2 separate regions of the Homo sapiens genome follow, and region 2 is linked to region 1. The links are chromatin loops, found by intact Hi-C in ENCODE. Cell type or tissue: CD4-positive, alpha-beta T cell. All regions are shown on one strand.

Region 1 (4,000 bases):
TCCACCTCCTGAGTAGCTGGGATTACAGGCACGCGCCTCCATGCCTGGCTAATTTTTTTTTTTTGTATTTTTAGTAGCGATGGGGTTTCATCATGTTGGTCAGGCTAGTCTCGAACTCCTGACCTCATGATCTGCCCGCCTCAGCCTCCCAAAGTGCTAGGATTACAGGCATGAGCCACTGCACCTGGCTGTATTTTTTTAGTAGAGCTGGGGCTTCATCATGTTGCACAGGCTGGTCTCAAACTCCTGACCTCAAGTGACCCGCTCACCTTGGCCTCCCAAAGTGCTGGGATTATAGGCGTGAACCACAGTGCCCGGCCACTCCCCTTAAATGTTGTTTCTCAGGTAGTGCCTCATTAGTCTCACATACCTCTCCATAGTTGAGGTGGGGAGGTTGCCAGGCATGAGCCATCAGCAGTGTCATGAACCCAAGGGTTCCTTGGACATCCACCCCATCCCGATTAAGAATCCTGGATTTAGCCTCACTCTTTGTGATGGGAAAACAGATCTAGAAAAGGGGAGACTTGGCCAAGGCCATGTAACTAGCTAATGGGGCTGATTCCTACTTCTGCCACTTACTAGCCCCTTAACTGTTTTTGGCATCTCGTCTCTAAGTCCAATAATAGGTTTTTTTTTCTAGAAAAAGTGCTGGTAAGCAGGATAAAGCAAAGAACAGGGGGATAACCCAGAGTGAAAGAGGCTGCTTCTGGATATTTGAGATTTGAACCTTGGAGCCAAGCCTTTTCCTGGGGCCTTCCTATAATACCCACAAGATGAGGCTGGAGGCCTGCTAGCTGCCTGCCTGATCCTGTGGCACTGCCTGCCTTCCCCCCTCTAGGCTGCTACTTTGTCCTGGATTGGCTCCAGAAGACCTATTGGTGCCGCCAACTGGAGAACAGCCTGAGAGAGACCTGGGAGTTGGAGGAGTTCAGGGAAGGGATAGAGGAAGAGGATCAAGAGGAAGATAAGAACATTGTTGTTGATGACATCACAGAACAGAAACCAGAGCCTCAGGATGATGGGAAAAGTACGGAGTCAGATGTAAAGGCCGATGGAGACAGCAAAGGCAGCGAAGAGGTGGATTCTCATTGCAAAAAGGCCCTGAGTCATAAAGAGCTATATGGTAGGTGTTTTGGAGGGCAGAAAGCGGCCCATGAGCCCAGAAGGCTCAGGCTTAGGGTTAACGCTGTTTATTTCCCTGGCTCAGCATTTCCTCTGGGGCTGTGGTGAATCTTAGCTTAAAAAATTACTGTCACAAACCATCCTCCTGGCTAGTTTCCATAGTATAATGGCTGTCACATTTGCCTCACAAACCATCTTGAGCCCTGTGAAGTAGTTGGGGAAGGAATTCTAGTTCCTCAATTACAACTCAAGAAATGAGGTGAGAGAGGCTCAGAATCCCATCAGGAGAAGGGGTCTGGGCTGGCAGTCCTATCTGTCTCCCCATTCTGTTTTCAGAAAGAGCCCGAGAACTGCTGGTATCATACGAAGAGGAGCAGTTTACGGTAAGAAAGTGCCCTGGACTTGGTGTGCTCTCATCTGCCCCAGCCATTTCTTCCCTCTTGCCAGCTACCTGAGAGAAGTCTTGAGAAGGAATTTGAAAGAAAAGTGACAAAGCGTGAGGGAACTTCTCGGAAAGAGAGAGGGGGGAACTAGGAAGGAGACAAGAGGAGCAGAGTCCAATTGGCTGATCCTCCACACCGATGGAAGGGAACAGATGATGAAGTTTGCGGATAATCTGCCCCACTGGGTGGTAGGGAACAACTGGGAATGGGTAGTTGCGCAGCCCTGCAATTCCGCAGCTGACCAGTAGATGGGGCCCAAGAGCTTCCCTAAATCAGGTGAGCTGGAGGGGTGCTGTTTTTAGGGAGGTCACTCAGAAACCATTTAGCTCAGCCCTTCCTTTTCACAGATTAAGAAATTGAAGCCATGGATGAGTGAAGGGACAGGCCCAAAGTCACATATACAGTTAATGATAGAACCAGGATTAGTACCTGGATCTCCCAGTTATCTTTCTTCTGTAACTCATTGCCTCTCCTCATCTCTGGCCCTTTGGCCTAAGAGTCTCTATCTCCAGCCAAATTCCCCCATTGAACATCTCAGTATTTACCCACAGGAAATTCAGTTGGAGGAGGAAGGGAGGGAGAAGGAGGAGGAAGTCTCACATTTGAGAGTCAGGCTATTTTTAGTTGCAAGGCCAGTAGGGGAGTTGTGGGCCCCCCCCTGCATGCCCTGCCCTGTCCCCTGCAGGGCAGTGCTGAGAGGTCCTATGGGAAGGGATCCTGGAGGGGTGGAGGTGGGTTGCTTGGCTGAACCAGCCTTCTGATGGGACCCTCTTTGCTGGCAGGTGCTGGAGAAATTTAGGTATTTACCTAAGGCCATTAAGGCGTGGAATAACCCGTCCCCACGTGTAGAATGTGTCCTGGCAGAGCTCAAGGGCGTTACATGCGAGAACAGGTGTGTAACTAGGTAACCGGGAGCTGCGTATTCTCTAGGATAGAGGGTAGCAGCCTCATTGAAATCGGTTTCCCTATCCTAGCTTGCCAACCTCTGCTGTACAAAATCCCAGGGATAATCCTGATCCCCTCCACAGTGACCCTACATTTGGCAGAACTGTCTGCCCTCAACCCTGCCAACTTCCAGGTGGGGGTTGCCTATACTAGAATGGCCAGAGGCAGGAATGCCCACTATCATCCATCTGCTGGCCAGCTGCTTTCCTGTCTGTCGGGTGGCATGTGGAGCTCTTGACAACTAGGAAAATCCCTTGATAATTACCACCTCACTCACTGCCTAGCCCTTGTCTAAGTTTGAGGTAAAAGATATATGTATGGTGGGCACTGCTAGTCTTGTCTTGTTTTTTTTTTATTTTTTATTTATTTTTTTTGAGAAAGTGTCTTGCTCTGTTACCCAGGCTGGAGTGCAGTGGCGCAGTCTCGGCTCACTGCAACCTCCACCTCCCGGGTTCAAGTGATTCTCATGCCTCAGCCACCAGAGTAGCTGGGACTACAGACGTGAGCCACCACACCTGGCTAGTTTTTGTATTTTCAGTGGAGACAGAGTTTCACCATGTTGGCGAGGCTGGTCTCAAACTCCTGGCCTCAAATGACCTGCCCTTCTGGACCTCCGAAAGTGCTGGGATTATAGGCATGAGCCACTGTGCCTGGCCTTTTCTCTTTTTTTACGATAGGGTCTTGCTCTGTCACCCAGGCTGGAGTGCAGTGGTGCGAACATAGTTAACTACAGCCTCAACCTCGCACACTCAAGAAATCCTCCCACCTCAGCCTCCTAAGTAGCTAGGACCAACAGGCATGCACTACCATGTCTGGCTAATTTTATAATTTTTTGTAGAGATGGGGTCTCACCATGTTGCCCAGGCTGGTTTCAAGTTTTGGGATTCAAGAGATTGTCCTGCCTTGGCCTCCCAAAGTGCTGGGATCACAGGTATAAGCCACTGCAGCCGGCCTGGTCTTTTTTTTTTTTTTTTTTTTTTTTTTTTTTTTTTTTTTGAGACAGAGTTTCGCTATTGCCCACGCTGCAGTGCAGTGGCACGATCTTGGCTCACTGCAACCTCTGCCTCCCGAGTTCAAGGGATTCTCCTGCCTCAGCCTCCCCGAGAAGCTGGGACTACAGGCACGTACCACCACACCTGGCTAATTTTTGTATTTTTAGTAGAGACGGGGTTTTGCCATGTTGGCCAGGCTGGTCTGGAACTCTTGACCTCAGGTGATCCACCTGCCTTGGCCTCCCAAAGTGCTGGGATTACAGATGTGAGCCACCACGCCCGTCCTGGTGTTTTCTTTTGAACTGCCATTGGAGAGTATTAGCATCCCTTGGATAGTCATGGTTAGGGGAATAGAGGCGGGACCTTCTCAGGGTCTGGCTCCTAGAGACTAAGTTCCTTGTCTCTCAAGTATGGCTGTGAGCCTTTGTTTCCAAAACAAAGTGCTCAGCTCAGTCCAGAGCAGGCGCATAGTATGTCTACCCATTCTTCTTTCCTCCC
Region 2 (4,000 bases), 1.8 Mb after region 1:
GATAAGACTGAACTTTCAAAGACTAGGAGAAAGACTGTAGTTGTTTATATTATGGTACTGTCCTGATCACCAGTATCTGTCTCAACATAATCTAGAAGAGTAGTTTTCAAACCGTTTTGACTATTACTTGCTATAAGAAACACATTTCACATTACAGGCCAGTACATTTATATTTATATATAACTGAAACAAAAGCATCATGAAACAGTATTTACGCTAACTATATGAACATTTTCTATAAATGGAATCTTACAAAAGCCTTTTTCTCACGTCTTTCACTTAGCATGTTTTCAAAGCTCATCTATGTTGTAGCATGTATCAGTAGTTCATTCCTTTTTATGGTTAAATAATACTTCATTGTATGTATATACCACATTTTGTTTACCCATTCATCAGTTGTTGGACATTTGAATTGTTTCCATCTTCTGGCTATTGTGAATAATGCTGTTATAAGCATTCATGTATAAGTTTTTGTGTTGGCATGTTTTCATTTTTCTTAGGTATATACCTATCTGTTCAGTCATATAATCCTATAATATAAGAGCAAAAAGGCTCTGAGAGATCTCCTGTATAAGGGAATCCTTGGTTTGAAGGCCCAGGGAACCACTGAAATTGTTTTTTTCTGAGGTGAGTGTTCTGAGGTTTAACTGAATTCTCAGATAAGTCTAAGTCCTCATTGACAGGAGGGAGACAGAAGACAGACCCCTGAGAGGAAAAGGGAATTGCCCAAAAGTCATACAGCAAGTTTGAGGTAGGGCTGAGAGTAAATTTGAAACCTTCTGGTCTCCACTCCATGGCTTTTCCCTCCTTAGCTCTAGATACCAGGTCACAGAGCAGGGCAATGATTAGAAGCAGATTGCAAGTTCTGTAGAGGATTTTCCATGGCGAATGTTTAACCCTATGCTGGCTTCCCTTCATAGTACCCAGAATGCTGGAAAATTGCAAGCTAACTGTCCTAGTCTGAAGAATCTATAATCAAGAAAGGAAATCTGACCAGGTAAGGGCAGTGGTATCAGGGAAAGCCAAATAGAATTGGATTTTGGAAATTCTGTCGTGTGTCCCTGTGATTCTGTCCACAACACTGGTTTGTTGGCTTTTTATAGCTAATTGTGGGTTGCCTGTAAATTCTTAGGCAGTGGCCAAAAGCACCTTTGCTTCCTCCTTGGCCCAGGCTCCAAACAAAGTGGCTGCTAGGCACATGCATTCTCCACAGCTACCTATCCGTTTTTCCCCCATTCCTTCTTTCTCCTCACCATCCTTTTTTCTGCCTTTCCCCACAATTCTCTTTCTTCATTATCTTCCCTCTCTTCTCCTTCCTCCTCGTCTTTTCTTCTTTTTCTCCCTCTTCACGTGATCTCCTCCCCTTGCATCCTATTGGGTCCCTTCCCTCCCTCTTTCCCAGTCCTTTTCCTCCCCATCTCCTTATATACCCCCTCTATCCGCCCCCAAGAAGCTCCCCACCCCCAAACCAGAACTGGTGGCTGGTGACTCTCGCCGGTCTGGGGAGAGCGAGCTTGCTTGGGAGCCTTGAGGCTCTGATTGGCGGTCGCGGCTAGCACGCCAGCGCAAGTCCCGCCCCTGGGCAGCGAACGTGCTACTGCGGCATCTGTTATTGGTCGGCGGGTATGTCAGTGGCTCTGGCCGCGCCTCACGCAAGCGCCCGCAGTCGCTCGGTGAATAAAAAGGCAGCCTATGGGCTGAGCGGGGGATGGGGAGAGAAGAGGGATAGGGCCAGCAAGGCAGGGATCGAACGAGTGTCTGGCAGCCGGGAGCCCAGCGAAGAGAGCGAGCAAGCTTAGGAAAACGAGCGAAGTAAAGGGAGTAGGGGAGACTGAGACTGACCGGTAGCCAGGCAGGCGGACGGACGCACGCCCGGACAGACTGAGCAGGCGCCGGAGAACCACTCACAGGTTCCCCCCGCCTTTCCCTTTGAAAGCTAGGATTTTGCCTTTCCCGTGGCGCCCGAGAGAGAATGCTGGACTCTGCCGACTTCAGCGCAAGCTAAGATTTCTCAGCTAGGGACAAACGATCAGCCCAATCCTGAGAAGGGGGGAACCAAGCACCCCGTCCCCATCCCCCTCCCCTCCCCCGACTAAACTCGGGCGCCAAACCCAGCCCTTCTCTAACCACCCTACTTCCTCCTCTCCTTTCTAGCATGGTGGCTGTATGGACAGTCTGACAGAACAGAGACTGACATCTCCCAATCTGCCGGCCCCCCACCTGGAACACTACAGTGTTCTGCATTGCACCATGACCCTGGATGTGCAAACTGTAGTCGTTTTTGCCGTGATTGTAGTCCTCCTGCTTGTCAATGTCATACTCATGTTTTTCCTGGGAACGCGCTGAATGGAGTCCAGCCACCTGAGCTGTCGCGAACTCTCGCTTTGATTTCATCCCGAGAGCCACCGAGAAAAAAAAAAAATCACAGACAGAGACAGGGAAAGAGAGAGAAAGAACAAGCTTTCTTACTCAGGGGGGAAAACGTTTTGAGCTTCAACATGGCCTCGCTGTGATATGTATGACGTTGGTATATTATCTCTCCCTAAATCTTTTGTCGTGTCTTGTCTTTTAAGAATGCCTGCGCGTATAGTTGCCTATTGCTTGAGTGAAATTGTTGATGAAGAAATGCTTTCTATTTAAGTGTGCATGCGTGTGTGCATTTTTAATCTATGTGGCGTTCATGGAGCAAGCTCTGCGTCCTTAAACAGTGGCTTTGCTGTCTGTGGTGTCTTAACTCATTTCCTTGAAGACTACCTTTAAACTCCATCAGGGAATTTTAGTCAAAATTTCTCTCTTGCCATCAGGAGTGCATTTGGGTTTGTTTGAGGGGAAAAGGGTTTGTGGAAGAGCATGATGAATATTTGACATCATAGGAAAGACAGTCTTTGCAGTGGATATTTAGAGGGAAAATAATCGATGCAAGGAATGGATTTAGGGAAAATGCTTCTTTAGTGTCTAAGGAGAAGCAAGAATTTGGGAAGTGACACGGGTGTGTTGTGCTGGCAGTTGGTGACTGTGTCCTTTGAATCTCAATTTGCTCTCCAGGGTTCACAATTTTCAATTTTGAAAGAAGCCACATTTAAAACACTTCTTGAACCTTAAAGCTTTAAGATATTTAAAATGTCAATTTCCTTGGAATCATGAAATAGTATGTGAAAGCATTCTCTGATTTTTTGAACTGGCAAGAGAGGACTTTGACAGGAGCTATTTGGGCTCCCTTTCCCAAAGATTGTACCCCTGGATTTGAGTTTGGGGATTTTGTTTGTCTCATCAAAAAAAAAAAAAAACCCCACAAGAAAGAAAAAACAGCTCTTTATCCACCTTGGGAATAATAGTATTTGGATATGGCTCCTTTGGGATAATCTCGTTTGCAATGATGTTCTTGAACTACATTTTAAATGTAACTTGATAAGGCTGATGAGAAAGTGGTGATGCTATTGTTTGCTCCCGTTTGTTACTTTAAGATCAGAGGTCTCTGTAATTGAAACATTCCCATAACAAACTGAAAGTCTGTAATGTGCTAAATTAAGAGTTATCAAATTTTGGTGCTAAATTTGACCACCAAAACCCAAAAACGTCTAGAAGGAAAGGGATGAGAGCATGGAAAACATGAGCTGGAAGCAACATTCCAGTTTGAGATATGACTGCTTGTCTGTATCAGATGGTGGTGGTGGTTTCTGTTGTTATTGCTATTGCTATTATTTTTATATTTCTGTTTCCTCTGAGAAAGCTCTTGGCAGAGCCAGGAAAAAAAATGTCTCATGCCAGTCTGTATAATACTTGTTTTTTTGCGTTTTGATTTTCTTTCTCCCCTGTTAATGTAGGCAGGCTTTCCCCATTCCATTGCTTACCTGGCTTGAAATAATGCCATTTATGGCTCATGTATTATAGCAGTGAATCAGGACACATACACATCTACACACATGCTCCCCCTCCACCCATGTGGGTGGCTGTTCATGTCTGATGTGCAAATCTGCTGGCATTATGCTGTCAAGTTCCA

The links. Peaks named below come from ENCODE experiments on the same cell type or tissue, not always from the same donor. Only the 100,000 strongest peaks of a DNase experiment are listed, where the experiment ranks them.
Region 2: it touches region 1 in a loop (10-fold over the local background); 9 of 110 quality-filtered maps call a loop at or near these places.

The regions. Positions count from the first base shown.
Region 1 is chrX:65,526,717-65,530,716 of GRCh38, reverse strand. LAS1L (LAS1 like ribosome biogenesis factor) reads left to right here. Exons shown (of 14, transcript NM_031206.7): 5 at 839-1,123; 6 at 1,459-1,505; 7 at 2,348-2,457. Among named protein-coding and RNA genes, the nearest start is that of LAS1L, 6.1 kb to the left of the region's middle. In CD4-positive, alpha-beta T cell, CTCF peaks have their summits at 1,601 and 1,806 (motif pointing right); a DNase peak (open chromatin) is centred at 1,816.
Region 2 is chrX:63,752,831-63,756,830 of GRCh38, reverse strand. The region is part of intron 1 of ARHGEF9 (Cdc42 guanine nucleotide exchange factor 9); the gene reads left to right. It overlaps LOC128031833, which reads left to right and starts at 2,167. Exons shown (of 1, transcript NM_001414729.1): 1 at 2,167-2,346. The coding sequence starts at 2,167. The coding sequence ends at 2,346. RefSeq lists a silencer at 1,509-1,668 and an enhancer at 1,528-1,822. In CD4-positive, alpha-beta T cell, no CTCF peak of the experiment used is centred here; DNase peaks (open chromatin) are centred at 1,600, 2,040 and 2,520; H3K4me3 peaks cover 2,158 bases; H3K27ac peaks cover 1,431 bases.